Linked DNA regions of Homo sapiens: region 1 is linked to region 2. A link is a loop called in an ENCODE intact Hi-C map of the cell type or tissue named here. Cell type or tissue: PC-9. All regions are shown on one strand. Links, peaks and the distances in the headings refer to the core of each region. The heading gives the core; the rest is flanking DNA. Region 1 overlaps THBS1 (thrombospondin 1). Region 2 overlaps FSIP1 (fibrous sheath interacting protein 1).

Evidence for each region. A loop is a pair of places that touch in the nucleus more often than their neighbours do. Peaks named below come from ENCODE experiments on the same cell type or tissue, not always from the same donor. Only the 100,000 strongest peaks of a DNase experiment are listed, where the experiment ranks them.
Region 1: a loop joins it to region 2, with 5 times the contacts of the local background. A loop is called at or near these places in 68 of 110 quality-filtered maps.

Annotation. Positions count from the first base shown.
Region 1 is chr15:39,588,533-39,605,144 of GRCh38, reverse strand. THBS1 (thrombospondin 1) reads right to left here. Exons shown (of 22, transcript NM_003246.4): 10 at 16,446-16,612; 11 at 16,059-16,186; 12 at 15,791-15,943; 13 at 15,122-15,340; 14 at 14,522-14,629; 15 at 13,795-13,954; 16 at 13,522-13,640; 17 at 12,343-12,577; 18 at 11,918-12,145; 19 at 11,477-11,748; 20 at 10,949-11,046; 21 at 10,705-10,844; 22 at 5,679-9,783. The coding sequence ends at 9,776. It overlaps FSIP1 (fibrous sheath interacting protein 1), which reads left to right. Exons shown (of 12, transcript NM_152597.5): 12 at 4,219-5,114. The coding sequence ends at 4,265. Among named protein-coding and RNA genes, the nearest start is that of THBS1-IT1, 11 kb to the right of the region's middle. RefSeq lists an enhancer at 10,547-11,746. In PC-9, for the core only: no CTCF peak of the experiment used is centred there; a DNase peak (open chromatin) is centred at 10,224; H3K27ac peaks cover 428 bases.
Region 2 is chr15:39,749,317-39,765,928 of GRCh38, reverse strand. It overlaps FSIP1 (fibrous sheath interacting protein 1), which reads left to right. Exons shown (of 12, transcript NM_152597.5): 4 at 183-337; 5 at 2,015-2,108. Among named protein-coding and RNA genes, the nearest start is that of FSIP1, 25 kb to the left of the region's middle. In PC-9, for the core only: a CTCF peak has its summit at 8,886 (motif pointing right); no DNase peak of the experiment used is centred there.

The sequences.
Region 1 (16,612 bases), core at 5,313-13,312, 160 kb after region 2:
AGTTCTACTAATAATGACGACTATATAATCTGAATATACTTGAGGCTGAAATTTTGCCCATTGATTGTAACTTGCTGGATGAGGCCTGGTTGCCGGCAGATTGACTTTTGGTAAGGGTGTTGCAGTGGTTTGAAGTGGGTGTGTGTTGGTATATGTCCTTAGTCATACCACCTGAACAGTTTCAAGGGAACTAGATTGTTTGAGAAAATTTTCTTTGTTATAGTATAGTCTTACTGGTTTGCAGGAGAGCGGTGAGATTCTAGAAACAGTGACCCTATTAGCTGATCTTTTCCATTAAAAATATTTTGGATTGCTCTTAGGGAAGTCCTTAACTCATCATTGCCTTAATAGTTTTCTGTTTGTCTCAAACAGGGTGTGCCTTCAGACCTCATAGTTACTATTTGTTAAATTACTTTTCCAAGGCTACACGTTGCTTCTTCAATGCCCTTAGTGACTTAACCTCCCTTTGTCTAGTCAAACCAATGCTCTTCCAGAGTTTATTTGGTCAAAATATCAGAGATGCCATATTAGAAATTTCTAATGTGAATTCATTTTTTAATATAAAACCTTAGTGTATAGTAAGTTTATATTTGGTTAATTTACATCTTCAATTTACTTTCAACTAATTTTCTTTAATTCTTCTTGAGGTAGACTTTTCATATAAATATTTGCTGTTGATCATTTTCTCTATCATTTTAGCAGTATAAAATGAACAAAGGCATGCTTGAGAGTTTTGATATTTAATTGTAATGTCCTTATCACTTTATCAGTTATTGGAAACTTCTGGTTCTGTTGCTTCATTCAAATTGGGTAAAGTAAAAAGTTACTGAAGATCCGCTATTGTGACTGTAAACTAGGTCTATGGACTAGTGGTGTCAGCATCAACTGGAAGCTTGTTAGAAATGTAGAGTCTCAGCCGGGCACTGTGGCTCACGCCTGTAATCCCAGCACTTTGGGAGGCCCAGGCGGGCAGATCACCAGAGGTTGGGAGTTTGAGACAAGCCTAACCAACACGGAGAAACCCCATCTGTACTAAAAATACAAAATTAGCCGGGTATGGTGGTGCATGCCTATAATCCCAGCTACTTGGGAGGCTGAGGCAGGAGAATCGCTTGAACTCGGGAGGTGGAGGTTGCGGTGAACTGAGATCATGACATTGCACTCCAGCCTGGGCAACAACAACAACAAAAAGAAATGTAGAGTGCCAGGCCCACTGCAGACCTACTGAATCAGAGCCTGAATTTTAAGATACCCCGCAGGTGATTTGTGTGCATGTTACAGAGTGAGAAGCTCCGGACTAAATGGTTTACTACTTACTTCTACTTTAGGATTATCAAAAATAAATGGTGGTAGTGAAAATAATGTACAGAAAGTACCTTTTTTCCCATCTGCTGAATGTCTGCTTTTTTCTTCTTAAATTTCTTTTTAACGAAGATACTGCTGCATCCACATTGTCTTGTGATCTCTCCAGCCATCCATCTTGTCATTCTTTTGGGCAACCTTCCTCTTAGAGCAAGCATGCCCTGGGACCCTCCCTTGAGTTCTCTACTCTTTCTTCGTTAATATTTTGTTTGGAGACACATATAACCAGTATGGAACTATCTATGCTTTGCATACTTTTGATTGCCCAGTCTCTCTACTTCCGTCTGCCTTGAGCCGGCCTGGCATTTAAGCTATACTGAGTCTGTTCCTTAGCCAGTGCTGCCTCTTACCTCTGGCTGCATGTTAGAATCACCTGGTGAGATTTAAAACAGATTAGCAGCTTGGTTCCATCCCAGATGAATTAAGTCAATTTCTAGGGGTGGGTTCTGGCAGCAGTCATTTAAGTCAGTTTCTGAGATCAGGGTCTGGGTGATTCTGCTGTGCAGCCATGCTTTAAAACCCCAAGGCTCCATGCTATTCATTCATCATCCATCTGCCATCCATTCATTCATCGATTTACCCCACAAACATTTCATGAGATTCTCCTGTGTATTAGATGCTTTTCTAAGTTCCAAGAGTTTTTCACCTCAGCACTGTTAGCATTTTGAGTTGGACATTTGAAGGGCTGTCTTGTGCATTGTCGGGTGTTTAATGGAATCCCTGGCTTTTACTGACTTGATGTCAGTAGTGTCCTCTGCAGTTATGACAGACAAACATGTCTCCAGACATTGCAAAAAATGTTCTTTGGGGGCAAAATTTCCCCCAGTTGAGGACCGTTGTTCTAGGTATATTGATGAAAAATTTTTTGTTACTCAATCTAGTTCTATTGATGAAAATTTTTAAGTGCCTAAAGACAGACACTTAATTACAGTAGGGTGGGACAAACATAGTAAGAGCTTCAGGACAAAGTACATAGACAACACTATAGAGGGATGGGAGGTGGCATTTAAGTTGTGCCTCCAAGGATGAATGGTTATTTGCTGGGTGGGCAAAAAGAACACTCCATAGTGAGAGAATAGCACTTACGAAGGCGTGGAATTATGTCCCATCATCTCCCACCTCATGCATGGGGGTATTGTGATCCACTTTTCATTCATCCCACCTGCCTCTACATCCTGTTTAATATTTCTTCTCCATGTGTTGACAGTACCACTACATTTATCACTTTGCTCTGAAACTGCAAGTCATCTGCCCTTCATTACAAGGTTGAGTCTTTTTTTAATAAGAACTTTATTGAGATATAATTCATATATTTGTATTAGTTTCCTATGGTTGTCACAACAACTTACCATGACAGAAATTTATTCTCTCACAGTTTTGGAGGCCAGAAGTTTGAAATCAAGGTGTCACCAAGGCCACACGCCACCTGGAGGCCCTAGGAGAGAACGCTAGAACGCTTCCATGCTTCTTCCAGCTTCTCCTGGCTATGGGCATTCCTGGCTTTGTGGCCACGTCACTCCAGTCTCTGCCTCCGTCTTCACATTGCCTCCCTCCATCTGTGTGTGTTAATCTCCCTCTGTCTTTTTTGTATAACAACACTTCTTATTGAATATAGGGCCCACCCAGAGAATCCAGGATGATCTTCTTATCTCGAGAAGCTTAATTTAATTGCATCTAGAAAGACCCCTTTCACAGGTTGCAGGGATGAGGATGTGAGTTTTGGGGAGCCACTGTTCACCAGCTTCCTACAATTCATCCCATTAAAAGTGTGCAATTCAATTGTTTGTAGTATATTTACAGAGTTGTACCTCCATCACCACTATCAATTTTTTATTTTTTCCACCCCCGACAACGCAACATTTTGGGTATTAGTAATCACTTCCCATTTTCCCCAACCCCAGCCCTAGGCAATCACCAGTCTTTCTGTCTCTGTGAATTTGCCTAGTCTGAACATTTCATATAAATGGAATCATACGGCATATGGCCTTTTGTGACTGGCTTCTTACATTATGTCTTCAAGATTCATCCATGTTGTAGCATGTATCCATACTCCACTCTTTTCTATTGTTGAATAAGTCTCAATTATATGGATATATCACATTTTGCTTATCCATTCATCATTTGATGGACATTTGGGTTGTTTCCACTTTTTGGCTATTACATATAATGTTGATATGAACGCTTGTGTACAAGTTTTTGTATGGATGTATGCTTTCATTTCTCTTGGGCTTATACCTAGAAGTGGAATTGCCAGGTCTATGGTAACCTTCTCAGGAACTGCCAGACTGTTTCTAAAGCTACTGCACCATTTTCCATTCCTGCCAGTCGTGCATGAAGGTTCCAGTTTCTCCTGTTTCTCTTTGTCTTTTTAAAATTTAGTTCTATTGTCAATTCTGCATTTTCTGATAACCTTCTCACCAAGGGTAGAAAAATATTTCCATTCCTTTTCTGTTAATGTCACAATTTTTTTTCTCACTTCAAGAAATGAAAGGCGATCAGCTCTTATCTATTCTACATATAACATTTACTTTTGGTCTCACTGTACTTCCCAGAAACTTAGTAGAAAGCAAAATATTAACTTCTGTGTGTGTCTCCACATCCATAATCATTTTAGCTCCAAAACCTGTAGTGTTCTCCCTGAGCTGTAAGCTCAATGAGAGTAGGCGCCCTGATCTTTCTATTTTTCTCGTAAACTTTGTCTGCAGCTCGTGGTGACTGTTCAGTAAGTATTAAATGAGAGTGTGATTATTGCCTCATGTGTAAAGGGATTTAATATTTTATAGGCTGAGTTGTTTTTCTTAATTATGCATACATTTCTGAATCTCTAATAACTGTGGTTATTGTTTTTATGTGCAGATGAGCAGGAGACTAAAGATGCAGCAGAAGAATGTAAAGAACCCTAATCAAGGACTTGCTGGGTGTGCTTTTCAGAAAGTTGGTAATGAAGTTAAATTAAATTTCTTATTGAATTATTTGAATTCAATGAATGCACTGCAGAGACTATTCTTTATTGATTTTGACATTTGGAGTCGCTCTTTGTGGATTATATTTCCTTGATATTTTTGAGACTTGGGGTGTAATTGTTCAGTGGTTTTTGCTCATTAAAATTTCTGGGACCATTGTTTATAAATTTATTGCTAATCTTACAGTATTAGGATTCATTATAAAAACCAACATTTTAATGTATACGTGTTAGGGTAAAACTCGTTGAAGTGCTGTGATTGTCCTGTATTCAATTTTGTATGTTTCACCTCTACTGTGATTCAGACAGATCATGGTGGTCACTGGGAATTTTTGCTGTGGCCCTGCTTTTCCTTCTTCCCACTTGTCTCATGTCTGTGAAACTGGTACAACCTGCCATAAGATGAAATGAATTGTCTCAACAAAGCAATATTAGAAGAGCCTTTACTATCTTATTGGTGATGACACGTTTCTTAAGTAGGAGTTTGAGTGAATTATTTGATATATTACTTTGTTAATAATAGTTAACAATAGTTTCTTATTTTCTTTCAGAGTTTGGGCCTTTTAGATTGCATCAAATAAAGATGAGCTACTTTAAAAGACAGTCTGCGGTACTATTTGAAGAGAGATGGTTTAGTTACAAGTCAGTAACTTAGATTCATGAGAAAATTTTGTGTTGACATTCCATAAGATGAGTTGGCATTAGAATTGGAAGTCCAGTTTATTTCTGAATCAAAAAATGAGCGGGCTATTGTGCTGCCTTTAATAAAATTTGAGTGATGTATACATAACATTGTTTTTGCTGGCACATGTTCATCCACTGATACTGAATAACATTAATGATTGTTTATATGGAATTTCCTTGACTTTTTAAAATGAGGAATTCTATAGCTACTATTTTCAGAGGTATTGATAGGCAGTTTCTTTTTCCAGACACTATTTCAGTTTACTATTTGTTCATTTAAAATAGCAATTGTTCATGCTGATGTCAATGTGCTACGTATAATTTATCTTGATGCCAAGAGTTTTGCTGTGGGATGGAAGTATAAGTTAAAAGTTGTGATTTTAGATTCTCATAGGAATGCCATGAGGCACACTCTGTGTTTTAGGGTTTGGGTGGGAAGAATCAGAGGGCAAAGGTGATATGGGTGAGAATTTGTTGTGGGGCAGAGAGGGGCCAGTGTTGTCCGTCAGCGTTTCAGAGGAGTTCAGCTTTCTAAATCTATGCTTTTCTGGTATTTGATGTTTGTATGTATGAGAGAGAGAGAGAGAGAGAGAAAGAAGGAGGAGGGAGGGGAGGGGAGGGTAGGAAGGAAAAAGGGGAGGGAAGAGGGAGACAGAAAGAAACACAGAGTAAAATTATTTCTAGACTTGCACTGCAAAGGGCTTATGACTTTATAGTTTGCTTCTGCCAATGATATTTGGGACATAGTGAGCCTTTCTGTTATTTAGGTAAGGGGGAAGAAAATAGAGTTATTTTAAGTAATGAATTCTGCCATAAAAGAGGTGGGACCATTCACAGCATGTCAACTGAAGGTAACTCTAACAAGGACTGGTAACTAAGTCTGTAACGTAATTCAACAAAAAGCTTCCGGATTTTTTTTAAAAAGTCACCCTGATTTAGATAGAAAGTGTTATTAAAAATAGATGTTTTTATTTTGGATTTCCCTTTAGGGCTTAGTGTTTGTCCGGAACAAGGTGAAACCCCGTCTTTACTAAAAATACAGAATTAGCCAGGCTTGGTGGCGGGCGCTTGTAGTCCCAGCTACTTGGGAGGCTGAGGCAGGAGGGAGAATTGCTTGAACCGGGGAGGCAGAGGTTGCAGTGAGCCGAGATTGTGTCACTGCACTCCAGCCTGGGCGACAGAGCAAGACTTCATCTCAAAAATAAAAAGAAAAAGAAATTATAGAAGAGAGAGAGAGCCAATTTATTTAAGGAATGAATTCAGGAGCTTAATACTGGAGGCTTTTCTACATGTGACTCTTTAGAAAAAAAAAAACTGCTGGCACCACCTTTATTGTATGTACATTCTTATAAGACCTGGAGTTTATTGCTCTTCACTCGAGCTCTCCCACAACACATGACAATAAACTGTTGGAGGAGGAAAAAAGCTATCATCTCGATGACATAATTTTAATTTTTAACAAGTCCTTTATTTCAGTACAACCTGATTATTTGAAGGTCAGTCTTAGGGTGAAACTGGAACATGCCTGGAAGAAAAGCTCCTCTTTCCAGTCACTTTTTCTGTCTTATCTTGGTATTTTCAATCAGTTTTGCTTCACTATCCAAGAATGAATTAGAATTATCTCCCAGCACTTCAAACGTTGAACTCTTCTGATAATGAATGATGGTATTTAATTCTTTGCCATTTCAAAGAATTATTTCCTTCACATCAGTTTTCCTAACTCCACAGCTATTATCAACACTTTCTAGTTCCTGCTTCTTCACCTTGGTACTATAAAATGATTTGGCAATTTACATTTGTATGTGATCATGGCTACTCAGAAAGATGAGTATTTATAGAATGAGAGTGAAAATCAACAAGGAAGATTTTATCTCACCCAGCCAGTCCTTTCTAGTGTTTAATAGACCTCAAAGCCAGACCTTTAACCTACTCATAAAATTTCTTCTTTGATCTGTTTTCATTAAAACTGGAAATTAACTGGTCAGTATTCCACATTCATAATTAGCCCATCCAAAAATCAAGGTCTGCTTATTGGTACACTTGGGCCTTTTCTTCACATGATAATTTGTATTTAGACACACACGCATTTATGGATTCCTTCCAAATTTTACATTTTTTAGTCTTCTTTTTTGATTAAACTTATTATTCCTTCTTCAAGAGGAGGTATCTGTAATGCTTGGCTCAACATTGCAAGGACAGCTCCTCCCTCATCCACATTTACTTCCGAAGTGTCTCCACAACATGCAATCGTGTTGCCCACCCAAGGCATCATTCGTGGGTCAGAAAATGTCGCTGTGAGAGTTGCGTGTGCTTCAGTGTTTTTCCCTTTGTTTTCATACTGCACTTTGAAAAGGATTCAATGACATCTAATGACCTTAATAAGAAATTTTATTCTTATGGGGGCCCTTGACTTAGGGATAATTTCTCTTTTATATGTTTTTGATATGGCAGGCTAATGTATCATTTTGTTCTTTTATTCCACAAACGCAGCAAATTCTAAGCCTAGGCCTGAGCAACTCAGTCTTTCTCAATCACATACAAACTGTGAATGTTGCTATGACTTACTGTAATTTATTTTTGTATATGCTATATTGATTTATGAATGGTATTTACGCATATACTTCATGACATAAAGCCAGTAGAGAACAAATAAGCATGGATACAGTAAGTATAAATATAAATTTCCATATGATTTATTGTTGTTCCTTGTACATAAGAAACAGTAATATACAACTTACACTGCTTTAGAATGTAAAATGGATAAAAATGTGTACAAAAAAAAGCACATTCCTAGAAAAAGGTATTGGCAAATAGTAAAAATGGGAGGTCAAAAGCAAAAAAAAAAAAAAAAAAAAACAAAACAAAAAAAAGAAAAAACCAACAATTCTTCAATTCAGTGTGCAAACATTATATAAAAATAGAAATACTAACTCTACAGGCAGTATTTCCTGATAAATTATTTAAATAGCATATCTACACAATCTGAGATATCTATTCCAATGGCAATGAGAAAATAATTTATAAAAATAAAGCAATGGTATACCAGATGATAGAAAAAAAACATAACTTTCAGAAATTGTATTTAACATTTCAATGCTATTTCCTTATTGGGAATACTTCTCTGCAGAGTTTTTATGCTATGTACAACACTGACTTTTTAGGTACTACAGTAGCTTTAAGTTTGTTAGACACTTAAACTCTTTCCGCTTGATCCAAAAATTCTTTACTCAGTCACACAACAAATGAGGTAATATTTGTATGTAAGTTTCACCTTTTGTCATTTTTTTCTCTTTTGGAAAAATGAAAGAAAAAAGTGTATATGCTTTCCTTCTCCCTGGAAATATGCACAAGGGATGGGGTAAAACAGTATTGAAGACCTCATGGCTTTCTTTGCAATTTAAAACATTTGCAAATGGATAACCAACTAATTCCACTTGAAAAGATAAAACAGAGAAAAAAAGAATCCCATAACATCCACTCTGAGCACAAGGGGCAGAGCAGCTTATTAGACTGATTTTCCTTGTGCTGTTCTTGCAAGAGATTTGCTGATAAATGTCAACTACTTGCTCTCAAACACTTTCCGTATGAAGCCTAAATTTCCAGGCAGAACAGAGTTAATAAATAATCTGTATTTACAATCTTACAGTCACGAAGACTCTCAACAAAGATGACATGGATAGTCTTTACGCTTCTTCCTGTTCCATGAATAATCCTTCAGCCAGATCTTCCAGAATAAGTAAAAAATAAATATTTTACATCGTAAAGCATTTAAAAAAAATCTACATTCCAAAAGAGAGAATTAGAAAACTCCATGATAATTCAGGAAAAAAGAGAAAAGGAATGTTTTAGTTAGGTTGATAATAATTTTGTGCCATTGTAACCATAAAAATATAAGCACGGCTGCCCCTCCTTTGGGAGGCAGCTGGTGCTCACTGAGATGGTAGGTTTTCCTATTTTCCTGCTACATCTGCACAAGCTACATCTAGAATGAAGCCACCAATTTCAATGTGACCAGGCAATGGCAGCCAGCACTGCCTTACACTGGTTTGATTCTGATTCCCTAATTCTGGCCACTGCAGGTGATGAGTAAGGGTGGGGATCAGGGAGGAAGTCCAGAAGCCAGTCTTTGTCTCCCTTTCCTGCTTCTATTTAAGTGCCTATTTACATGGGTTAATCAGCTAACGCCAGTCAGCATCATGAAATCCAGCAATAGTCTTTCAATCCCCTGAAAATGACTTAGTACCGAACATGTAACAGTTCCTCCATATTTTCTTCATACAATCGTCTCGGGTATGCGCCCTCCCCTTAGTGCTTTGGCCTCTGCTCCCCGTGTTCCTGAAGGAGGATGTCAGGGTGGTTTTGTTTGCTAATTCTAGTGAGTCCTCCCTTCTCTGACATGCCTGAAAATGCTTTTGAGTCCACTGCTCAGAGATGGCCTCACAATAGCACCCTGCTCTGTGACAAAGGCAGAGTGGAATGGGCACCTTCCCAACTGAAGCAAGTAGATGCTTTTTCAAAAGGAAACCAAAGCAATTGTTTATATGCTTGGAAGATGTCTTATTCATTGGAGGCTGAATGCTGAGTCTGTTTTTGAAAACTGCATTTTCTTGAGGCAGGTCGCACGTTCTAGGAGTCCACACTGATGCAAGCACAGAAAAGAAGGAAGCCAAGGAGAAGTGATCCTGGGGGTTTTCTCAAGCCCATAGTTCCAGAAGGTGCAATACCAGCATTGGTTTATGATCAGTCTTTCAATCAACAATTTGATGATTAGGGATCTGTTAAATAAACAAATATAAATAAATATACAAATGAAAACTAATTCATAAAAGCATAGACATCTTAGTTAATAAGTTAACCACATAGGAATAGCTCTACTTTTCTAATGACAAAAGCCTAATTTTAAGGTTGTTCAAGCACATTAGCATTTAATTTTATTAGCTGACATTGATGCTAGGAGACCGACACAGCGTGAACCTTCCAGAACATATATTATGCTTTCCAAAGGCTTTCAATGTTAACAGTTTAGGGAGTCTTATTTTAAAAATTTGGACTCAAAAATTACATTAATAATTTAGATTTTTTTGAGTAAAATCAACCATCTTTCTCTACTGTCATTGATCTTTTAGGTATCTGGCCTTGGCCCAGTAAATATATATTAAGCACTTATTTTGTGGTAGAGCCAGTGTTGGACTCAGCGAGCTTAAGTAATGACTAAGTAAAAAAGAATGAGGAAAAAAAATGCTAAGTTTAATAGTGAACATTAATTTAACATGCCAATATGAAAGCAACATTCCTCTCCCTTCTTTGTATACAGGGAAAAGTTGGGAATGCTAACTCGTGCTGTGATGGCATGCATAAAACAATAAGCAGTAAGATATATAAATATATAATTGTAAAGAACAGTATTATTAATGAAGTCCAAATTATATAGGAGCTTTTCTGCAGCTTACCTTTGCACTGTGTATGAGGAGCACAGAGATTGCTAAGCAAACTAATATTATAGCTAAGGACTCAGGAACTCATAAGCCACAGTGCCTAGGCATTATTCCATTTTTGTCCTTGTGTCCTCAAAAGCAAAATAGAAATAACCCTGTCTCCAAAACAGTCTTTACACTGGACTCCCCCATAACCGTCATCCTTGATATTAGTCTGAAATAGAGATGTCCAGTGTACATTCATGGTGATGTTGCTCTTACCTCTACATTCGTATTTCAGGTCAGAGAAGAACACCATTTCTTGAGAGAAGACAAACAACCCTAGTCTACCACCAGCATAGGTTTTATCATAGATGGGTCCTGAGTCAGCCATGATTTTCTTCCCTTCATACATCACCACTCTGCAGGGAAAAAAAATCTTGTTTAGTGACAATGCTATTTAATACTTTTTGTCTTTTTGTCCCTCAGTGTGACTGTAAGTGAAAGTGAATCAGTATGATCGTACCTAATGAAACCCGTCTTTGGCCTGTGGCTGAGACGCCATCTGTAGGCGGTGAAATCTTTCCAGCCTATGTGACGAGGGTCATGCCACAGGGTGCGCACCTGAAGGAAAAGGAAAAGGAAAGGTTGAAACACAGCTCCTTCAGGTAAAGATTTCTATTTCATTCCATCAGAAACAATGCTTGAAAGGTACTGAGCTGATCTAAGTTAGAGGGCTGCAATGGGGAATTTTTCCAAGTCCTCTCATATTTGTTGTGTGCCACTGAGCACACATATAAAGCAGACAGAGAGGAGGGAAGGAGGTTTTTTTGTTTGAAAAGGCTGAAGGCACCTTAGGATTTGCAGGGCAATTCTTGGTCAAGCTCCCTTTTCAACACTATTATGTTTTTACAAAGCAGAGTTCAATGCTGCAGCTGGTGATGCTGGGAACTTTCTAAGACTCCCTGGTCAGAGTCTTGGTCAAAGCACAGCATCCCCAGTGCTAGTCAGGCACCCATAAGCTCTCTCTCTGTTCCAGGGCTTTGCTTCTTACCTGGCCAGGGGTGTTTCCTGTGTGCCACAGGGCGTTCCGCAGGTGCTCGCCAGGCCCTGTGGTGGAGTTTACAACTTTCACAGAAAGGCCCGAGTATCCCTGAGCCCTCGTGGGGTTGGTGTCCCAGTAGGACTGGGTGACTTGCTTCCACATCACAACATAAAAGCGGCTGCTGGACTGGTAGCCAAAGACAAATCCAGCATAGTCATCGTCCCTTTCGGTGTTGATGAAGAAGGTGCCACTGAAGTCCACAGCATTAAACTCATCATAACCTGGAAGAAGAGCCCAGAGCCAGGTTAAAACCTGCAGCCTTCAGAAGGTTCTCCATCATGTTCCTAGACATCCTCAGCACCCACAGGGATAGGTACAACTGCCAGGTTTTATATTTGTTTTTCCCCATGTATGCATCAGTCTCTTAGGATCTAAGAACTCGCTACTCACCTACAGCGAGTCCAGGATCACAGTTGACAGTCTGGACGAGTTCTTTACCCTGATGGCGTACAACCCAGTTAGGGTCATTTTGGGATGTCCCTTTGGGGTCCAGAGGAATCATCTGGAATCGGCGGAAATCGGTCTCACTGATGTCAACATTCTCAGGACAGATGTCATCGATGTCTGGCACACTGTCATGGTCAAAATCATCTTTGCAGGCATCACCTCGACCATCGCCTGAGGTCAAAAAAGCAAGAGTTCAGCAAAATTCTAAAGTGCTATTATTATTACTGGTGTCAGAAATGTCACTATCTTGTCTAAGTTGGCATTTGGTCCCTTCATCCTGTCAAATGCTTTGAGCCTTGGTTTCATTTCTTCAATCTACACAGCTGTGCCAGCAGTCCCTGTCTTAGAAAGTGGCTCCCATGACTCACCGTCAGAGTCCTTCTGGTCGGGATTGGGCACGAGTCTGCAGTTGTCCTTGTCATCAGGAATGCCATCGTTGTCATCATCGTGGTCACAGGCATCTCCCTTGCCATCTTTGTCATGGTCAGCCTGGTTGGCATTGGGCACATAGGGACAGTTGTCCAGATTGTTCTGGTGGCCATCTTCATCAATATCCTGATTGTTGTCACAGGTATCTCCAATGCGGTCTGAGTCAGAGTCCAGCTGAAAGAGAGATGTAAATGGAGGGTAAATTGCAGTATAAACCATTCATGTTAAAGATAACTTATGCCCCCACCACAGGGAAAATTCTCCATTGTTTGATACAGCCAGTGGGGTGTCATGTCTATTTACACACTCCTGCAGAAAGATAGCAATAGTAGCAATTACATTTTAAAAGTTTTTTTCCTTTATCTTTGTTTTCGTATAAAAATCTGAGAAGGGATAATTTAAAAATGTTTTACATATAAAACTTTCTAAATAAGGTCAAATAGAGTGATATTTAATTACTAAAGATGAAATGAAATGTTAACTGTTTACATCTTAATGTTAAATGAAATTTTCTGGATACTTTATAACAGAGAATTTCCTTAGAAGGTTTCAGTTGTAAAACTGTTGACACGTCGACTTCTCTGAAAAGTCCTGAAAAGATGGAAACAGACCACTGGTCCCTGTGTTGTATACTGTCTGGGTAATGTTTATGACAGGGATAAATTACTTTGGTTTTGGATGTATCCTTAGTTTGATGATTTTCTTATAGCTAGATTACATCATTAGCCATGAAAATGGTTATTTTGCTTATGCACATTTATTTTTCCATCTCTTAGTATTACATATGATTAATATTATTGTACAGTTGTCAGTCACAGATGTCTGCTTTGTATAATTTGTCTTAACAATGGTAGACGATGCTGAGCAAGTCCAGTAGCCCTTCTTACAGAAGGTAAGACTGAAGTTACCAGATCTTCATGCTAAAGATCTGTGAGACTCTGTGCAAGGAGCTCACATCAGGCAAATTATTTACATGAACGTATTCCAGTTGGCTATGAGAAGCCAGGGAGCCACAGTAATGAAAGTGTTTGAACTTTGTTAAGCTCATTTTTCAAAGGCCATGAAAGGGATATTCCAACAGTTTACTGAAAGACTCTGAAAGGAGTCCATCCACCTACCTGATCCGGATTGTGTTCCAAGGGGCAATTGTCACACTGATCTCCAACCCCATCCATATCAGTGTCTCTCTGGTCCACATTGTAGACGTACTGGCAGTTGTCCCGTTCATTGAGGATACCTGAAGAGAACAAGGGACAAATAAGAGCTGGGCTCTCCAGCCTTGGATGTTTCCACCAAAGTGCATACTAATAGCCAGGACTAGACAGAAGTACGTTTGGAAAGCTGTGCATGTCCCTGTCTCCCGCGGGCCCTCTGATCAGGCAGCACCTTACCGTCTCCATCAATGTCTGCAGCACAGGCGTCTCCTTCCCCATTGTTGTCTGTGTCTGCCTGATCTGGGTTGTGGTTGTAGGGACAGTTGTCACAGCGGTCTCCCACATCATCTCTGTCATAGTCATACTGAGCTGGGTTGTAATGGAATGGACAGTTGTCCTGCAAAGAGAAGAAATGGAGCACTTAACAATGTTGTCCTTGAAAACAGCTCAAGCCTCAAACCATGTGCATAATATGTCTAAAACTGTGAAAATCAGCAATACTTTCTACCTAGTGGATAGGCTAATTGATCACTCAGTGTAAAACGATCACTACAAAAGTTAAAAGGACATAGTTAAAAAAATGGATCCCTGTGGGTTAGAAGTTAGTGAGATGTAGAATATAATCCCATCATCTCAGTTCATAGTGTGCCCAAAGTCAATTTTACTGTAATTTCGATGTGACATTTGAAATGAATCTAGGGAACAAAGTGGCATTTGTTTATGCATTATAATTTCTCAAGTACAGAGAAAAACAGTTCTGATGAAAAACAAAACCCTCATTTAAAAATTCTCTTGGCAACATCTACATCCTTAAACTACTGGAACACAATGAATAATTTCTAATTATCCTGTGTATTGATTTGGTATATTTTTTGCTATAGCCATGTAATTTCCTTGAATCCCAAAGTGTTTCAGGCTGTTGCTGAACTGAAAAGATGAAAAAGGGATAGAAAACTGTTTTTACCCTGTCATCTGGAATTTTATCATTGTCATCGTCATCATCACAGGCATCACCAATTCCATCCTTGTCATAGTCTTCCTGCCCTGAGTTGGGAAGGTTGGGGCAATTATCCTAGGAAAGAGAAGATATATATCACTGCTTCAGTTGCCTTCCTCATGCTGAGCTCATGCACGAGGGAGTGTACCTGGAATTCCAAATAGAAAAAGAACAGAATTTGGCTCAGTAACAGCATATTTTTTTTATGGGAAGACAAGAAAATAAAACTTTTCTTGGGGGATATACATACAGAATTTGTGTAAATGCTCTAGGCTTTATAGATGTTGTGAACACAAGTCATGCTTTGCTGGTATTTGGATAGAGTACTGAACTTTTTTTTGGACAGAAGAGTTGACTATGGAACACAGTTGCCCAAAAAGAGCTAGCCCTGTTCATGTTTTTGGCACCAAGTGATTTAATTTTAATAGGAATTAGTGCCCCTCTCCCTTTGGGAGATTTAATCTTTCAGTTTCATGTCCAAACTTTAAGTATTTAAAATTCCTTAGCCTGTGTTTTGATAAGGTGATGGGCCCTCTTTCTGGAGGCACACAAAGGACCTGGCTCTACCTTTTTGCAGTGGTAAGTCGCATTGGCCACGCACACCAGGTTCTCATTGGGCCAGCCATCCAGGTCTGTGTCCTCCCCGCAGATGATGCCATTGCCAGCGTAGCCAGGCTTGCACTCGCAGCGGTACATGGGGTCGCTATAGTGGCCCAGGTAGTTGCACTTGGCGTTCTTGTTGCAGTCGTGGGTCCCATCCGTGCAGGGGTTACGGGGCTTGCACACCTGAGGGTACACCATGCTGCTGTTACACAGAGCTTTTGAGAATCCTCAGATATCATGGAAACAAGAATCCAGATCCCTGTCATCTCTGAGTAGACAGAGGCTCCATTTGGAAGAGTGTGGGTTACCTCTGTCCCTCCCCATTCTCCCTGAGGCTATAAGCAAACTTTGCTTTATGTTTATTTTTCTTGAATTTGCTCAGCACCTAGGCGTTTACAAGTCCATCTGCTCACAACTTATTCCAGAGCAGCATTTTTAAATATGGAAGACTGTTTTTCCCCTGCAGGATTTACCATGGATTTTCTAATCACGTTTCTAAAACTAGACCGTACATTCATCTCCTCGCCCTTTTTTTTTTGGTGAAGGGTATGAAATTACATTCCTCCCGCTCCCAGTTATTTTGGTCAAGGACAGCTCTCCTGTCCTCTGGTTTACTCGTCTAGTTGACTGTACCTGTTTGTTGGCCGTGGCATGTTCGACACCCTGGCCGAAGGGCTGTGAGCCGGTGAAGCGTGGGGGGCAGGGCAGGCAGTTGTAGCCGGGGTCCGTGTTCTCACACCGGTGCTCTCCATTGTGGTTGAAGCAGGCATCAGGCACTTCTTTGCACTATGGAGGAAATAAGAGCGTGCATCATGTTTAGAAGTCACTGCCATAAGGAAGCGACTGCACAGGTTAGCTGCTTTCCTAGATCCAGAAACTCGGAGCCCCATCAGTTCCTCACCTCATCAACATCTGTGCACTGGATGCCATTTCCACTGTAACCAGGGGGACAAGCACCACATTTCCAGCTGCCATCAGGGTAGCTAGTACACTTCACGCCGGCAAAGCAGGGATTGGACAGGCATCCATCTGAGACAAGGAGAGAGAGACAGTCACAGTAAATGGTTGGTCTAAGCTGCCATACTGCCATGCTGGGCACTTAACACAGTGTAAGATATTATAGGGTATAGGGAACCGATAACTTGTTGGGATTATGTTGTCCACCTGCATCTTAGAGCAATCAAATCGCTCAGGACTAACCAAGCTGGAATCTCCTCGAATGCTGACTGCAGCATTCAGTAAAAGAGCAAAGCTCCTGGGTCGTTTCATCCTGGGCTGCGTGGCTCACCAATTGGACAGTCCTGCTTGTTGCAGATCTGGTTTTCTGTTACATCACCAACGCAGTCCTTGCCTCCAAACTGGGGTGTGGGGTTGTTGCAGAGACGACTACGTTTCTGTACCCCTCCTCCACAGGTGACAGAACAGATGTCCCATGGTGACCAAGGACCCCAGCCT
Region 2 (16,612 bases), core at 4,199-12,198:
GATAATTATATAGACAAACACATGTGAAAGCACCTTGTAAATTGAGATACATGGTACCAATGTAGTAGTTATTACTATCAGCTATAAATATTTGTTGAATGAAAGAACAAATTGTAAGAACAAAACAAAACTTTATAGTTTTACTATACTTCAAACCTATTTTTACTTTCAACACAATATAGATGAACCCAAATTAAAAGAATTAGATTCTCAACTTCAAGATGCTATTCAGAAGATGAAAAAACTTGATAAAATATTGGCAAAGAAACAACGCAGAGAAAAAGAAATTAAGAAGCAAGGTCTAGAAATGAGAATAAAGCTGTGGGAAGAAATTAAGGTAAGAATTATCTAACCTTATGCTGACATGTAAGAAATAAATTCTCCTGGCTGGGCATGGTGGCTCACACCTGTAATCCCAGCACTTAGGGAGGCTGAGGCAGGAGGATTGCTTGAGGCCAGGAGTTTGAGACCAGCCTGGACAACATAAAGAGACCCCATCTGTACAAAAAAAACCTAAAAAATTAGCCAGGCATGGTAGTACGTGCTTGTTGCCCTAGCTACTTGGGAGGCTGAGGTGGGAGGATCCCTTGAGCCCAGGAGTTCAATGCTATGCAGTAGCTATGATCATGTCACTGCACTCCAGCCTGGCTGACAGAGCAAGACACTCAAAAAAAAAAAAAAAAAAAAGAAAGAATTTCCTCTAAGATGAGTAAGAAAATCATGGACCATGGTGTTACTGTGGCCTGCCTTGATTGCTTTATTTTGTGGAGGTAGTGGCAGTGGTATGTATATGTGTGTATATGAAGGAGTCATGGGGTGATATTTTTCTGGAACCTGAGAAGAAAACTTGGTCTGCAACATTCAGATTTCAAGCACTGCGCTGGCGTGTTCATCTCCCCAGGGACAGGCCCAGGGTACCATGTCTCTTACCAGCAGCAGGCTGGTAAAGTGCTGGGCCCCTCCATCTCTGGAATAGGAAGGGGTGTAATAGCTGCTTTCATCAAGTATGTATATCTGCTTTTTCTTCAGCAGCCTTATAGTTTGGAGATAAATAGACACAGTTTAACCCTCTGGTTAGCTTTATTATTTGGGTAAACCTTTGTGACAAACAAGTTTTGGGGAGTTGACTGTTTCCTGTGCTGGTCAAGATCTTTGGGAAGCTGTGAAGTGCTTGAGGTCTGGGACCATACTTCATTTGCTTCTGTCTCAACAAATTCCTGGTGCTCAATGAACTTTCCTTGGCCTTCTTGGACCTCTTATTCTCTATAATATTGAGGGCTTGAAGTTGACTAGATGTTGGCATTGACTTGGTATATAGCCATTGGCTCATATTTCAATTTTGACCCTCAAAGGAAAGCACCTTTAAGGTAAGGAACCTTGTCATAAGAGATTGGTTATTTTTGATAAAGTCCTCCTTGAACAGTTGACTGACTTCTGGGAAAGTTTCCTAGGCAATAATGTGAATTAAAAATGTAGTAATTAAAAATACATTTTTATGAGGTTCCCAGGAAGTCCACTGGGATGGAAAGAAAGAAACATCCAAAATGCAATGCTTTAAACTGGAGAAATCGTTTCTGGAAATTTTAGCAGAAAAAGTTAGCCTATCACTTTTTCCTACTGAATCTCAAGCAAGTTTTTATTTCCTTTGAAGCAAGAATTATAAATGGAAACATAATAAAACATAGTAACAATGTTGAAATGTCTGAAATTTTTAAATTTTATGGTGTATCTTTAGGTTACTCACAGATTATAAAAATATCAAGCAGAAACTTATGATACTTTAAGCAAAGTAATTATCATATAATGATAGGCATATACTCTGACTCTATCTGGGAATACCCATTGACAGAATTTTGTGAGAACAGAGGAGATTTACAGATTTCCTCAAAAAAAAAAATAGCCTGAGACTTCTCGTTTGTACGTATGTGATTGGGAGCCGTGTTGGAGTTTAAAAAATCAATGATTATAGTTGCCTTCTTTTCCCATGTTTAAATTTTAATTTTCCTTTCATTAGTCTGCAAAATATAGTGAAGCTTGGCAAAGTAAAGAGGAGATGGAAAATACAAAAAAATTTTTATCTTTGACTGCTGTTTCTGAAGAAACTGTTGGTGAGTAGATGGAGATGTCATTCAACTTTGTTTTTATCTGAGTCATGGAATATTTGGATTAAAGTAAAATTCCCAATCCAGTTTTTCTGTCCTGTTCTTTGTGAGTTTGACTGTTCTTTAGGGAAATAATTGATCACATTAGGTAGGATTATATGAAACTACTCCGAGCTTAGGTATGTTTTGGTGTCTTTAAGTGTTTGTGTCTGCTTGATGGTAAGGGGGACAGGGCAGGGACAAACTGGGAAATAGACAAAAGTATGTCATTGCCTTTACTTCCTTGTCTCTTTTAGGTGTCTTTAGACCCCACTTTCTGCATACAATTCCCTAACTGCTTATGAGCCTGTGGAACTCCTTTTGTTAAAATCTATGACCGATTTGTCCTATTTCCTGGTCTCTCACAGTCCTATATTTTTGAGATGAGCCAATTCTGCATATTTATTTCTGCCTTTCTCCTTTGTTTGTATGTATATTTGTGAATCTTCCTTTTTGAAAACAGAAATATTATGGAGTCATGTAACCTTTAACCCATTTATATGATGGTGAAAATTTTAGGGATTAGAAACATTTTGTATTTTTGTATATTCTAGTTGAAACATCAAAAAATACTAGTCTGGCCTATATTAAATTCATAGATCATTTACTTTTTGCATCTTCTGTTTCGTTACGGAGGTAACACATGTATAATCTATATAAGAAAATATTGGTTAAACAAAAAAAATTACTATCAGCTAAATTCTCAACTTGTAGAGATAACCACTATTAATATTTTAGTTTACTCTTTATCTTTTGAGATGTGTTTAATGCAAATATCCATGTATATATTTTGAGAATAAAAATATGATCAAATTATATATGTATATGGTATTTTGTAACCTTTCCCCCACTAATTTGTATTTCACGAGCACCTTTACCTGTCAATAATAGATGTGTGTGGTAGTTTGTTTCCAAACGGCTGCCATTAGTTCCTTCCCTTTATTTGTGTTCATTCTCCTCCTCATTTAGAGATGGAGTCCATGTTTCCCTCCCATTTCAGTCTTGGCTATCCTGGAACAACTTTGATTGATATATTACAGCAAAAATGATACTATGCCATTTCCAGGCCTTGTCTTTAAGAAAACAGGCAGTTTCTGCTTCCCTTAGAATGCTCACTCAGAGGAAAGCCAGCCATTATGTAAGAGGTCAGGTTACCCAAGGCTGCCATGCTGTGAGAAACCCAAGCAAGCCATATGAAGGGGCTATGCAGAGAGAAGATGATGGTGGCCAGTTCCTGGCTACAGTGATTTTGGTAATGTCTCTCTCAAATTCATGTCCACTTGGAACATTGGAATGTGTCTTTATTTGGAAACAGGGTCTTTGCAGAGACTTAGTTAAGATGAAGTCTATTGGATTAGGGTGGGCCTTTAAAAAAGAGGAGAGGACACAAAGAGACATAGAGCCACAGGGAAGAAGGCTGTGTGAAGATAGAGGGATGTAGCTACAAGCCAAGGAATGCAAGGATTGCTGTAAGCCAAAAGAAGCTAGGAAGACCCAAGGAATCATTCGGAAGGAATGCTCTGCTGACACCTTGATTTCAGATATCTCTTGATTTCAGATATCTTGTAGAACTGTAGAGAATAAATTTCCGTTGTTTTCAGCCACCCAGCCTGTGATAAATTGTTATAGCAGCCCTAGGAAACCGATACACTGACTGTTCAACAGTTTCAATGCAGACACTGAATAAAAGAGCAAGCTTGGACATTTCAGCTCCACTAAACACAATGCAGAGAATAACCAAGACTAGACATACGGCCCCCTGACCTGCTCCAGGCATCTCCAGCCAAAGGGAGCTACCCAGCCATCTGAGGCCCCATTCATAGTGGAGCAGAGATAAATTGTTCCTGCTGTGTCCCTCAAATTCCTGGCCCACAGAAGCATGAGCATAATAAAGTGTTCACTGTTTTATGCCATTAACTTAAAAATTTTTATTGTAAATTGACAATTTATATTTATGGGGTACAAAATGATATTATGATTTATGAATACAATATAGAATAATTAAATCAAGCTAATTCGCCTATCCATCACCTCAAATACTTAACATCTTTTATGGTGAGACCATTTGAAATTTAGCCTCTTAGCAATTTTGAAATGTACAATACATCCTTATTGATGATATTCACCACACCGTGCAATAGATCTCAAAGAAAAACCCTTATTCTTCCTGTCTAACTGAGACTTTGTACCCTTTGGCCATTATTTTCTCATTTTCCCATCCTCCAGCTTCTGGTAACCACCATTCCACTCTGCTTCTATGAGTACAATTGTTTTGGATTCCACATATAAATGGGAACATGTAGTATTTGTCTTTTTGTGTCTGGTTTATTTTGCTTGGCATAATGTCCTCTAATTCTATTCATGTTGTTGCAAATGATAGAATTTCCTTCTTTTTAAAGACTGAAAAGTACTCCATGGTGTCTATACAACACATTTTCTTTATCCATTCATCTGTTGGTGGATACTTAGGTTATTCCATAACTTGGCTATTGTGAGTAGTGCTGCAGTGAGCATGGGAGAGCAGACATCTCGTTGACAAACGAATTCCAAAGCTTTTGGGTAAATGCCCAGAGGTGGGATTTCTGGATCATATGGTAATTCTATTTTTAGTTTTTTGAGGATCCTCCATACACTTTTCCATAATGGCTGTAGTAATTTACATTCCCACCAACAGATTGCAAGGGTTTCCTTTAATCCACATCCTCACCAACAATTTATCTTTTGTGTTTTTGGTGAGAGCCATTCTGACAGGAGTGAGATGATAGTTCATTGTGGTTAATTTGTATTTCCTGAATGATTAGTGAGGTTGAACATTTTCTGCATATTTGTTGTATGCCATTAAGTTTTATTTTTTACTTTTTATTTTGAAATAATTTTAAATTTATGGAAAACTTGCATAAGTAGTACAGAATTCCATATACCCTTCCCCCCTGCTTCTCCTAATCTTACATAACCATAGTGATCAAAACTCAGAAATCAACATTGGTATAATACCATTAATTAAAGTATAGACTTTCTTAAAAATTTACCAGTTTTCCCACTAATGTCCTTTTTATTTACTAGTATCCAATCCAAGATCCCATGTTACATTTCGTTGTCATGTCTCCTTAATCTCCTCCAATCTGTGATAGTTCCTCAGTCTTTCCTTGTCTGTCGTGATGTTGACCCTTTGGGAGAGTATTGGTCAGCTATTTTGTAAAATGTCCTTCAGTTTTGGTTTATGTGATGTTTTCTCATGATTAGATGAAAGTTATGAATTTTGGCAAGCATACTCTGGAAGTTATGTGCCCTTCTCAGTCAATCACACTTGGTATACCTAATGCTGTTATATATTATTATTGGTAATGTTTCACCTTGATCACTTTGTTAAGATGGTGTCTGCTGGTTTTCTGCACTGTAAAATTACTATTTTTTTCTTTTACAATTAATACATATCTTGGGGGAGATGCTTTAAGACTATGCAAATATCCTGTTTCTTCTCCAGCTTTCACCTACTAATTTCAGCATCAATCAGTAGATCTTGCCTGCAATAATTTTTACCATATGCCACTAGATTTGGGTGATTTTGTAATCCAACAATAGATAACTGGAACAATGTGCATCAGCATTATTTTTAATGATTATATATTAATTCATTAGATGGATGTGCCATCATTTGTTTAACTAATACCCTTCTATTGAACATTTAGATTATTCCCTTAGTTTTTCAATTTTTTAAATTACACATGTTGCAGTGACATCCTTAGTCAATTATTGCAATGATTACCTTCTGTGGTTGGCTGAAAAAAATCCACCCCAATCCCCCAAGAGATATCTATGTCAAATCCCTAGAGCCTGTGAATGTTACCTTATTTGGAAAAAGGGTCTTTGCAGATGTGATTAAGTCCTGGAATATTGAGATGGGCCCTAAATTCCATCATAGGTAGCCTTATCAGAAAGAGATGGAGGGAGAAGAGGTAGATAAGGAAGAGGAAAAGGTGCTGCAAAGACGGAGGCAGAGATTGGAGTGATGCAGCCTCAAGCCTGCTGGCAACCATCAGAAGCTGGAAGAGGGAGGAACAGAAATTCCTCTAGAACCTCTGGAGGGAACGTGGCCCTGCTGACATCTTGATTCTGGATTTCTGGCCTCCAGAACTGTGAGAGAATAACTTCTGTTGTTTGAAGCCACCAAGTTTGTGGTAATTTGTTAGGGCCGCTATAGAAAATGGGTATACTTTCAAATACATTCCTAGAAGAGAAATACTTAGTCCAGGGTTGGACTTTCACAAGATTTTTATTCACATTGACTTATTGAAATCAATTTAGACTCTTACCCACATTGTATCTGAATATTATTTTTCTATGCCAACGATGGATTTTGTAGTTATTTTTAAGCTTTGTTTATTTAAAGTGGAATCACAATAATTTGTATTTCTCTGATTATCAGGGAGGTTATAGATTTATTCTTTGGTTTAGCTAAGTTGTGAGTTACCTACTCATGTCTTAGTCTCTTTTATAAAGTGAGGTATTCTTTATTGATTTGAAAGACTTTTTTAATATTAAGGATATTAATTATTTGTCACAAACACCATAAGCATTTTTCTAACTTTTTTTTTAATTTTGTGACATTTCTTGCTCTAGTTAGTCATTTCTTTTATGTTATCATTCATTGGTACTCTGCTTTAAAAGGCCTTTTATGTCTCAAGATTGTATAAAAAATATATATTTTCCTTTCATCAGTTATAATTTAATGAAAAAATTTAAATATTAACCCACTTGAGATTTATTTTGGTATTAGATATGAGTTAGAGAGTTGATTTTGTTTTTTTCCCCCAATTTGCTAACCAGCTATTCCAAGACCCTTTATTGGATAATCTGTCATTTCCCCACTTATTTGAAATGCTAGCTTTATCGTGTAGGAACTGGGTTTATTTTCAGATTTTCTATTTTATTCCATTAAAATTTCTGTCTGTGCTGATGTTAATACCACTCTATTTTGATTATTGTGTCTTTGTAATATATTTTATTGGGGCAGTATTTTGGAATAACATGGTTTTCTCAAACCTATTTTTTTTCTGAGTTTAGCAATGACTACATTATTTTTTAAAAAAGAGATTGTAAAAGCACCTCTAAAGCTATAGCTTATGAACTGCTTTTTTATTTATTTAAATGTCTAAAGACCAGTATATGAACGTAGTCTGCTTGGAAAAGTACAACTTACTAATATATTTCATTCAATGTTTATCAGTAATTCTATACCTTCATAGAAATGAGACTATACCCCTTATTCCCCCCCCTCAAAAAAATCCATGGACAGTGTCAGGAATGAGATTCTGGATATTATAGTATCTCAATGTCTATAGTTTGGAAACCAGGAGTCAAATACTGATTTTTCTAGTGGGTAGGGCTTTTCTGAAAGACCAAACCTGCTTGTGGTTGACTCTGGAGCAAGCAATGTAAGACAGGCCACTCTGTAAGTGGATCTATGGTGGCCTTTTAACATTAAGCTTTTCGGTCACAGAGTTCACTACCCAGTGAACTTTTGGTCCTGGAAGGCAAGACATTTGTTTTCAGTTGCCCTTTTTTCAAAACCAAATCAAAACTGTCAAATATGTTTAATTTTTAAAGCTCCTGGCCCGTATATTTGACTTAAATCTATGCTCACATTGTATTTCTGGAGTTATGTGACTGCTGTAGGCCCTGTAGACACTTCCCATAATGTTAGATTAGTCCTGATGTTCTAACATGGAAATTAAGTGGACTTAATGATATGAAAGCTGGAGCTGCAAGGGGCTTGAAAGCTATGTTAAGAGAGAATCATTGTTTTAAACATGATGACATTATTAAAGCTTCAATTTTTAGATTCAGACTTCTTAGTTATTATGTATTGGCAGTGTGTGCAAAGCAGGTAAGATGCAAAAGTAGGGTCAACGTAAAAGGAAAAGGGAATACAAGATACTGTTAGGTGAACCAGATGTCTGTTGCACTTCACTCTTGCTACTGACTGTCTTAATTAGTTCACACTTGACCAGTTCACCAAAATGAAGAGGTAACATTATTGTATTACTGGCTTCTTCAGATTTAATTAGAATCTTTTTTTGATGATTGTTCTTTTACAGAAAAGCCAAATTCCTTAATGAAATTTCCTGCTTGCTGTTTACTTCATAGACATATGTTTTGGAGTCATTTATTGCCACACATATCTGTTTTTTTTAAATTCTTAAAAACAAAAAAGTAGTTAGCATTTACTTTAGGCTGCATTATTAACCTAATTATATTAATTTGTTTTTTGGACTACATAACTATTACCTTATTCTAAAAGAGGAAACTTTTGGAATAATCAGCTTAAACTTGGTATTATTAGCAGAATATTTTCACTGCAAGTATGAAAGAAATAATTAGAAACACAACAGTCCAGTTTGACCTCATGCCACGGATTTTTTGAAAGTCTCATATTCCTGGTATTTCAACATAAGCACTATCATAAGGTGGTACGAAGCTACTTTCATCTGTTCTACAATGAAATGAATTTCCCATTACTCATTAGATCTCAGCTACTGTTTTAATTAGAAATGTATAAAAATTTAAAAATTATTTTAATCAATCATATATAGCCATACATTTCTAAATAAGATATTTTTATAAGTATTATTAGGAAAACAGGAAAATTTTGCCTTTTTTTCCTGTATAATTTTTTGTTGCCAGCACAGTTTCAGGCACTTGTAAATTGTCCAGTAGGTGGCAGCATCTAGTTACAATAAGTACTTTAAAAAGCCTTAAAGCATTTAAAAAAATTTTAAAGCTCCTGGCATACATTTTTGGCTTAAACCTATAGAGTTCACATTGTATTTCTGGAGTCATGTGACTGCTCTACACCCTGCAGACACTTCTTGTAATGTTAGATTAGTCCTGATGTTCTAACATGGAAATTCAGTGGACTTAATGATGTGAAAGCTGGAGCTGCAAGGGACTTGAAAGCTATATTCAGAGAGAATCATTTTAAGCATGATCACGTTATTAAAGCCAGACCTATTTCAGCATACCTATCAATATACCCAAACCTACTTTCTTTCTTTTCATTTTTTGTCTTTAAACAAAGGGAGAAATTCTTAGGATGGATATTTTTCTTTTCTAGTCAGTTTTTCTTATCCTCTTATTTAAGAGTTAGCTTCAGGTTGGGTGGGTGGTTCATGCATGTAATCCCAGCGCTTTGGGAAGTGGAGTCAGGAGGATTGCCTGAAGCCAGGAGTTCGAGACCAACCTGGGCTACTTAGCAAGACCTTGTCTATACAAAATATTTAAAAATTAGCCAAGCATCAGGAGGCTGAGGTGGGAGGATTGCTTGAGTCCACGAGTTTGAGACTGCAGTCATGCCATTGCTCTGCAGCATTTGTGACTGTGTGAAACCCTATCTCCAAAACACAAACAAACAAACAAAAAATTAACCTTAAGGACTTTGGGCTGATGGCTGAATGGCAATTTCCAACCTGTTTTCAGCTTCCAAAACACAGAACCCATCCCAGTTGGCTTATAACATCACAAATAAGCAACAGCAAATAAATGAAGAAAATAACTGTGGTTGGATAGTGCATTTACTTTTATTTATAGGTGCTAAACACAAAAGATGCCTTGACTCCAAGAGAAAGTTGAAAACAACATTAAATTGATTTATATCACATTTGAACCTTATAATCCAGACATATTAACCTCAAGTTTACTGGGATTTTGAAGTAAACAATATTGTACTTGCTAGAGATCTCTGAAGTATTTTAAAAGTCTGTCCCATCCCATTACTGAGGGGTCACTTTTGGGTTTTTTTAGAGGCATGTTGCAAAAATCAAAACTCTTTTACATCGCCAGGAGTTTTCCCTTAGTTTCTATCATTTATCTAATGAATACAGGTAGAATTCAATATTCTTTGAGACAAATACATCTAGTGACAGGGTTGCTTTTTGATAGAGGTTATTCTTTTTGTCTTTGTCACGTTTCTCTCTTGTGTTTCTAGCTCCAAATATAGAAATGCATATAAACACAAAACATCAACATCATAACCAATTAGGCTTTTTCAAATTTGAGAATACTTTTTTCTAGGTGCCTTTTCTGTGAGACTCAGATATATGATACTTCTGCTCTTGGATGCTTGGGTTAAATACTCAAAGAAAATCTGGTAGTCTCTTTCTACTCTGATATGCAGAGGGTAGAGGGAGGAAATCACATAACTGTGCTGACTGACACAGGCAAGGATTTTGGTTTTTAATTTCTGTTGGAGTCTCAGCATTGTTTAGCAATCTCTTGCATTCTCCAAAATGGTGATTCCAAACTATTACTATGTGCTTCATCTCCCATCTTCTGCAAGACCTTCACTGTCTTGGTTGGTCTTCCTTTCCAGAGAAAATGAATCTACAGGGTAGGAATTCCTTTTACATTCATTTCTTCTGTTTCTAAGCTTCATCCTGACTGTGTTCATTCATCCTCTGCCTCTTGCCTCTAACTTTAGATGGAGGGAAGGTACTCTTATTCTCTGAGGCCAAAATCAGTAACATCCCATCCCTTTCACTGTGTTCCTGGCTGTTGGTTTGTTCGTCATTCCATTTTTTCATCTAGAGCTTCAATCTCTCTGGCTCTTTCCCTTTAACTTACCATGTTTAACTCTTCTAGTCCTAAAACAGAATCAAAAAGCCATTGAACCAATGAATAACCAACAGAACATACAAATAAGCCTTTTTCCTCATTTTTTTTTTTAATCTTACTCTAAAACAGACACCACTCAGTTTCCCTCTTCTCCTTAAAGGTCAGACTTCTTGAAAGAATAGTCCACATCTCTTGGTGCTACCTGGTCAACTTCCATTTACTTCTTAACTTTTCAGTGTCTGTATTTTCTACTGTCACGCTGTGGAAGCTGCTTCATAAGTGGTCCTCCTAAATTTGAAATCTAATGGCATACCTCCAGTTTTGATTGTACTTGACATCACTGTAGAATCTGACACAGTGACCTCTCATAGCATAGTGCAATTTTTACTGGATTTGTTATTCCCTGCTGGTTTTCTTCTTTTTCTTTCCTTCTTCCTCCTATTGTTGAAACTTATTCCTTCTTTTATATGTTTTCTCTGCTTTAGTTAATGGTTTCATCACCCACCTAGTCTCCTAAACTAGAAATTGAAGAGCCAGCCTCAGTTCCTCTGTTATTGTTCTTTTACACTTCTTCCTTGAGTTCCCCAAATGAGTATTTGTTCTGCCCTATCTGTATCTGACCTGTTTTTTTTTTATCCCCATTATTAAATGGTTTGGTCTCAGCATTTCTCTATCAGATTATTCAAACAGTTTTCAGTCTCGCCTCCATGGTGTCATTATTTTCCTGCAAGATCATTGTACTGGTTATCTAGTGCTGTGTAACAAATTACCCCTAAAACATGGCAACCTAAGCCAACAAACATTTATAATCTCACAGTTTCTGTGGGCCAGGAATCTGGGAGTATCTTAGCTGGGTGGTTCCGACTCAAGATCCCTCCTGTCAAATGGTTGCCGGGGCTACAGTCATTTGAAAGCTTTATTGGAGTTGGAGAATCGGCTTCCAAGCTCACTCACATGGTTGTTTGCAGACCTCAGTTTCTTGCTGCCTTTGGGTTGGAGACCTTAATTTCTTACTACGCAAACCCCTCCATAGGATGCGTGTATGTCCTCACAACATGGTAGCTGACTTCTAGAGCACTTAGTAAGTGCTCAACAAATTGAGTTATTATTAGTAATCCTGTGATTACTAGACGTTACTGCATCAACAGGAACATGGTTTGTGTCTCTTATATTATCATTTATATGTCAAAGAATTTCTTCAGGTTTCATACATCTGTTAGCTATGCATAGGTCTTATATATCTTTTTATTGTTATTACCCTGATTGGTGTTTAGCCCATCATATTTATAAAGGGTTATTAATGACATAGACGAAAGTTAGTGACTTTTTAGACATTTATAATTTGTTTTCTATTTGTACATTTAACTAAATTATCTTATTAATTTTAATTATTTTTACTTGTTTACCTTTTTTTTAGTTTATGAACACATAACCAGGAAATAATGTTAATTTTTGTGTCCTTTTTAACAATTATTCCTATGCTGAGAGCTGTAAGAACTTAGTGTTGAAATTTATTGAATGCATTTCAATATATATTTAAATTATCATAAATTTTTATTTCATGTCCAACATATTTAATGTTTTAAAATTAATGGATTTAAATACCAAATGAGTCTTTTATTCCTGGGCCAACCCTTCTTGGTTATGGAAGATTATTCTTTTAATTTAGTACCAGATTTAAATGAATGAATTTATTCAGATTTTTTGCATCTATATTTATAAGCAAGGTTAGTTGTGTTTGTGTGTGCACACACAGGTGTGTGAAATGTTTGTTATGGTATAGGGGGTGAAGTTGAGGGTGGAGAGTCGATGTATGTGTGTTTGCTTTGTCAGGCTGTGTGAACTTCATAAAATGAATGGGGATGGCTGCTCACTTATTTCTATGATTTGAAACAGTTTATATAACACAGGGATTATCTGTTCCCTTCAAATTTGAAAGATTTCACTGGAAAAACCATCTGGTTCAAATAATTTCTTGGAGGCACTTCTCTGACTCTTTTCTCAGCTGCCTTCATATTTGCTATTCTATTTCAGGTTACTAGCTATTCTGGAGTCAATTTTGGCAATGCATCCATGTCACTAAGATTTTAAAGTATCCACTTCATGAAGATTTAAAAATTTACTAACATGCAATCTCAGATAGTCTTTTAAATAATAATTCTTTTTCATATTGTTTGTACATCCTCTTTATCTCTAATTTTGTTAATGTTTTCTCAATCTTTTTAACCTGGAAGTTTTTTCTAAACTTTTTATTTGGGCACAGTTTTACATTCATAGAAAAATTATGAATATGGTACAGAGATTTCCCCTATACCCACCCCCAGTTTCCCTTATTATGAATATCTTGCATTTGTATGGTTCATTTGTTTCAACTAGTGAACCAATATTGATATATTCAGGTTTCCTTAACTTTTACTTAATGTCCGTTTTTTGTTCCAGAATCCCATCCAGGATGCCACATTCCATTTAACCCTCATGCCTCCTCAGTCTACTCTTGGCTATGACACTTTCTCAGACTTTTTTTATTTTTAATGACCTTGACAGTTTTGAGGAGTACTGGTCAGGTATTTTGTAGAATGTCCAAGAGTTGGAATTTATCTCATGCTTTTCTCATGATTAGACTGAGAGTATGTGTTTTTGGGAGGAAAACCATGGAGTTACAGGGTCATTTTCATTACATTACATCATATTATTAACATAACATTGCTATTAATGTTAACTCTGTTCACCTGGCTGAGGAAATATTTGTAAGATTTTTCCACTGTAAGTTACCATATTTCCCCATCCTTTGCCACACTCTACTCTTTGGAAAGAGATTGCTATTTGCAGCCCCTGCTTAAGGAGTGGTGCTGGGAAAACTTGCTAACCATAGGAAGAGAGATAAAACTGGATCTCTAACTTACCATGTACAGAAATCAACTCAAGATGGACTAAGGATTTAAATATATAAAAATTCTAGAAGAAAACCTAGGAAATACTCTTCTGGTTATTGGCCTAGGCAAAGATTTTATGACTAAATTCTCAAAAACAATAGCAACAAAAACAAAAATTGACAATGGGAACCTCATTAAACTAAATATACTAATCGTTATTTAGAAAATGATGATGACTTTCTTTTCTTCTCCAGAATTTTGTACAAGTCCTATATTTTAAAAATGAATATTGAGTCTCATAATATTGTGGTCATGGTTTTGATATTCTTAAAAATAAATTTTATTGTGTATATTTAAGGTATTACAACATGATATGAGATACATATATCTATAAATATATATGGTAAAATGGTTACTATAGTGAAACAAATTAACATATCAGTCACCTCACATAGTTACCCATTTCCTCTCCCCAAACCCCCATCATGGGAAGAGCAGCTATAATCTCATTTAGCAAAAATCCTGAATGTAATACACTATTATCAATTATAGTCCTTGAGTTGTACATTAGATCTTTAAACTTGTTAGTCCTACATATCTGCTATTTTTTATCCTTTGACCTACATTTTCCCATTTCCTCCCAGTGTTCTCTCCCCAGGTAATCATTGTTTTATTCCCTTTCTCTGTAAATTTGACTTTTTTTTTTGGATTCCACATATAAGTGAGATCATGATCATGCGGTATTTTTCTTTCTGTGTCTGGCTTATTTCACATAGTATTATGTCCTCCAAGTCTACCCATGTTGTGGCAAAAGGCAGGTTCTCCTTTTTTAAGGCTGAGTAATATTCCTGTGTGTGTGTGTGTGTGTGTGTGTGTGTGTGTGTGTTTATGTATTACAGTTGCTTTATCCATTCATCTGCCAATGGACACTTGGTTTGTTTCCATATCTTGGCTATTATGAATAATGGAGCAATAAACATGGGAGTGCAGATGTCTTTATGAGGTGGTGATTTCATTTTCTTTGCGTTTATACCCAGAAGAGGAATTGCTGAGTCATATGGTAATTCTTCCTATTTTTAATTTCTTTAGAAACCTTCATATTGGTTTCCATAATGGCTCCACCAATCTGTATTCCCTCAAACAGTATACAAGGGTTCCCTTTTCTCCACACCCTCACCAATAGTTGTTATCTCCTGTCTTTTTGATAATAGCTTTCCTAACAAGTTGTTATCTCACAGTAGGGTTGATTTACATTTCCCTGATGATTAGTGATGTTGAGCACCTTTTCATATTGTTGGTCATTTTTATGTTTTCTTTGAAAAAATATCTATTTACTTTGCCCATTTTTAATCAGGCTATGTTTTCTTGCTATTGAGTTGTATGAGTTCTTTATAAATTTTGAATATTAACACCTTATCAGATATATGATTTGCAAATGTTTTTCCCAATCTGTAGGTTTTTTTCTTTTATTGATTGTTTCCTTTGCTAGGCAGAACCTTCTTAGTTTGTTGTAGTCTCATTTATTTATTTTTGCTTTTGTATTCTGAACTTTTGGTGTGATACCCAAGAAATAATTGCCCAGGGTGATATTAAGGCACTTTCCCTCTATGATTTCTTCTAGGAGTTTTGTAGTTTCAGATTTTATGTTTTGGTCTTTTATTCACTTTGAGTTGATTTTTGTGTATGAGGTAAGATAAGAGTGTAATTTCATTCCTTTGGATGTGGAATTCCAGTTTTCCCAGCACCATTTATTGAAGAGACTACCTTTTCCCCATTGTGTCTTCTTGGGCCCTTGTTAAAACTTAGTTGACTGTATATGTTTGGATTTATTTTTGGGATTTGTATTTTGTTCTGCTGGTCTGTGTGTCTGTTTTTATGCCAGTATTATACTGTTTTGATTACATTAGTAATACTAATTTGATCACCTTTCTGTGTGATGCCTTCAACTTTAGTTTTTCTTTTTCAGAATTGCTTTGGCCATTTGGGGTCTTTTGTGGTTCCATATGAAGTTTAGGACTTCTATTGCTGTGAAAAATATTATTGGGATTTTGATAGTGGTTGCTTTGGGTAGTGTGGACATTATCACAATATTGAATCCTTTGATCCATGAGCACGGAGTATCTTTCCATTTATTTGTGTCCTCTTGAATCTCTTTCACCAATGTTTTATAGTTTTTAGTGTCCAGGTCTTTTACCTCCTTGGTTTAATTTATTCCTGAGTACTTTATTTGATTTTTTTGATGCTATCATAAATGAGATTGTTTTCTTGATTTTTTTAGGCTAGGTTGTTTGTGTATAGAAATGCCACAGATTTTCATATGTTGATTTTGTACTCTACAACTTTTCTGAATTTATTTATTACTTCTAATAGTTTTTTTCTGGTGGAATCTGTGAGGTTTTCTACATACAAAATCATGTCATCTGCAAGTAGAGATAATTTTACTTCTTCCTTTCTGATTTGGATGCCTATTATTTCTTTTCCTTGTCAGATTGCTCTTGCTGGTCCTTCCAGTACTGTGTTGAATAGAAGTGATGAGAGTGGGCATCCCTACCTTGTACTAGATCTCAGAGGAAAAGCTTTCCGTTTTTCCCCCTTGGTTATGATGTTAACTGTGAACTTTTTATAAATGGCCTTCAGGAAATTTTCTTCTATACCTAAACTCTTGAGAGTTTTTATCAAGAAAGGATGTTGAACTTTGTCAAATGCTTTTTCTGCATCAATTGAAATGATCATGTGGTTTTTGTCTTTCAATCTGTTAATGTTATTTATATATCACACTGATTGATTTACATAAGTTAAACCACCCTTACCTGCCAGGGATAAATCCCACTTGATCATGATGTGTAGTCTTTTTGATATATTGTTGAATTTGGTTTGGTGTAATATTTTATTAAGGATTTTTACATCAATGTTCATCAGAGATTCCTGGTGTGTAATTTTCTTTTTTGTGTTGGGTCTTTGTGTGGCTCAGGTATCAAGGTGATACTG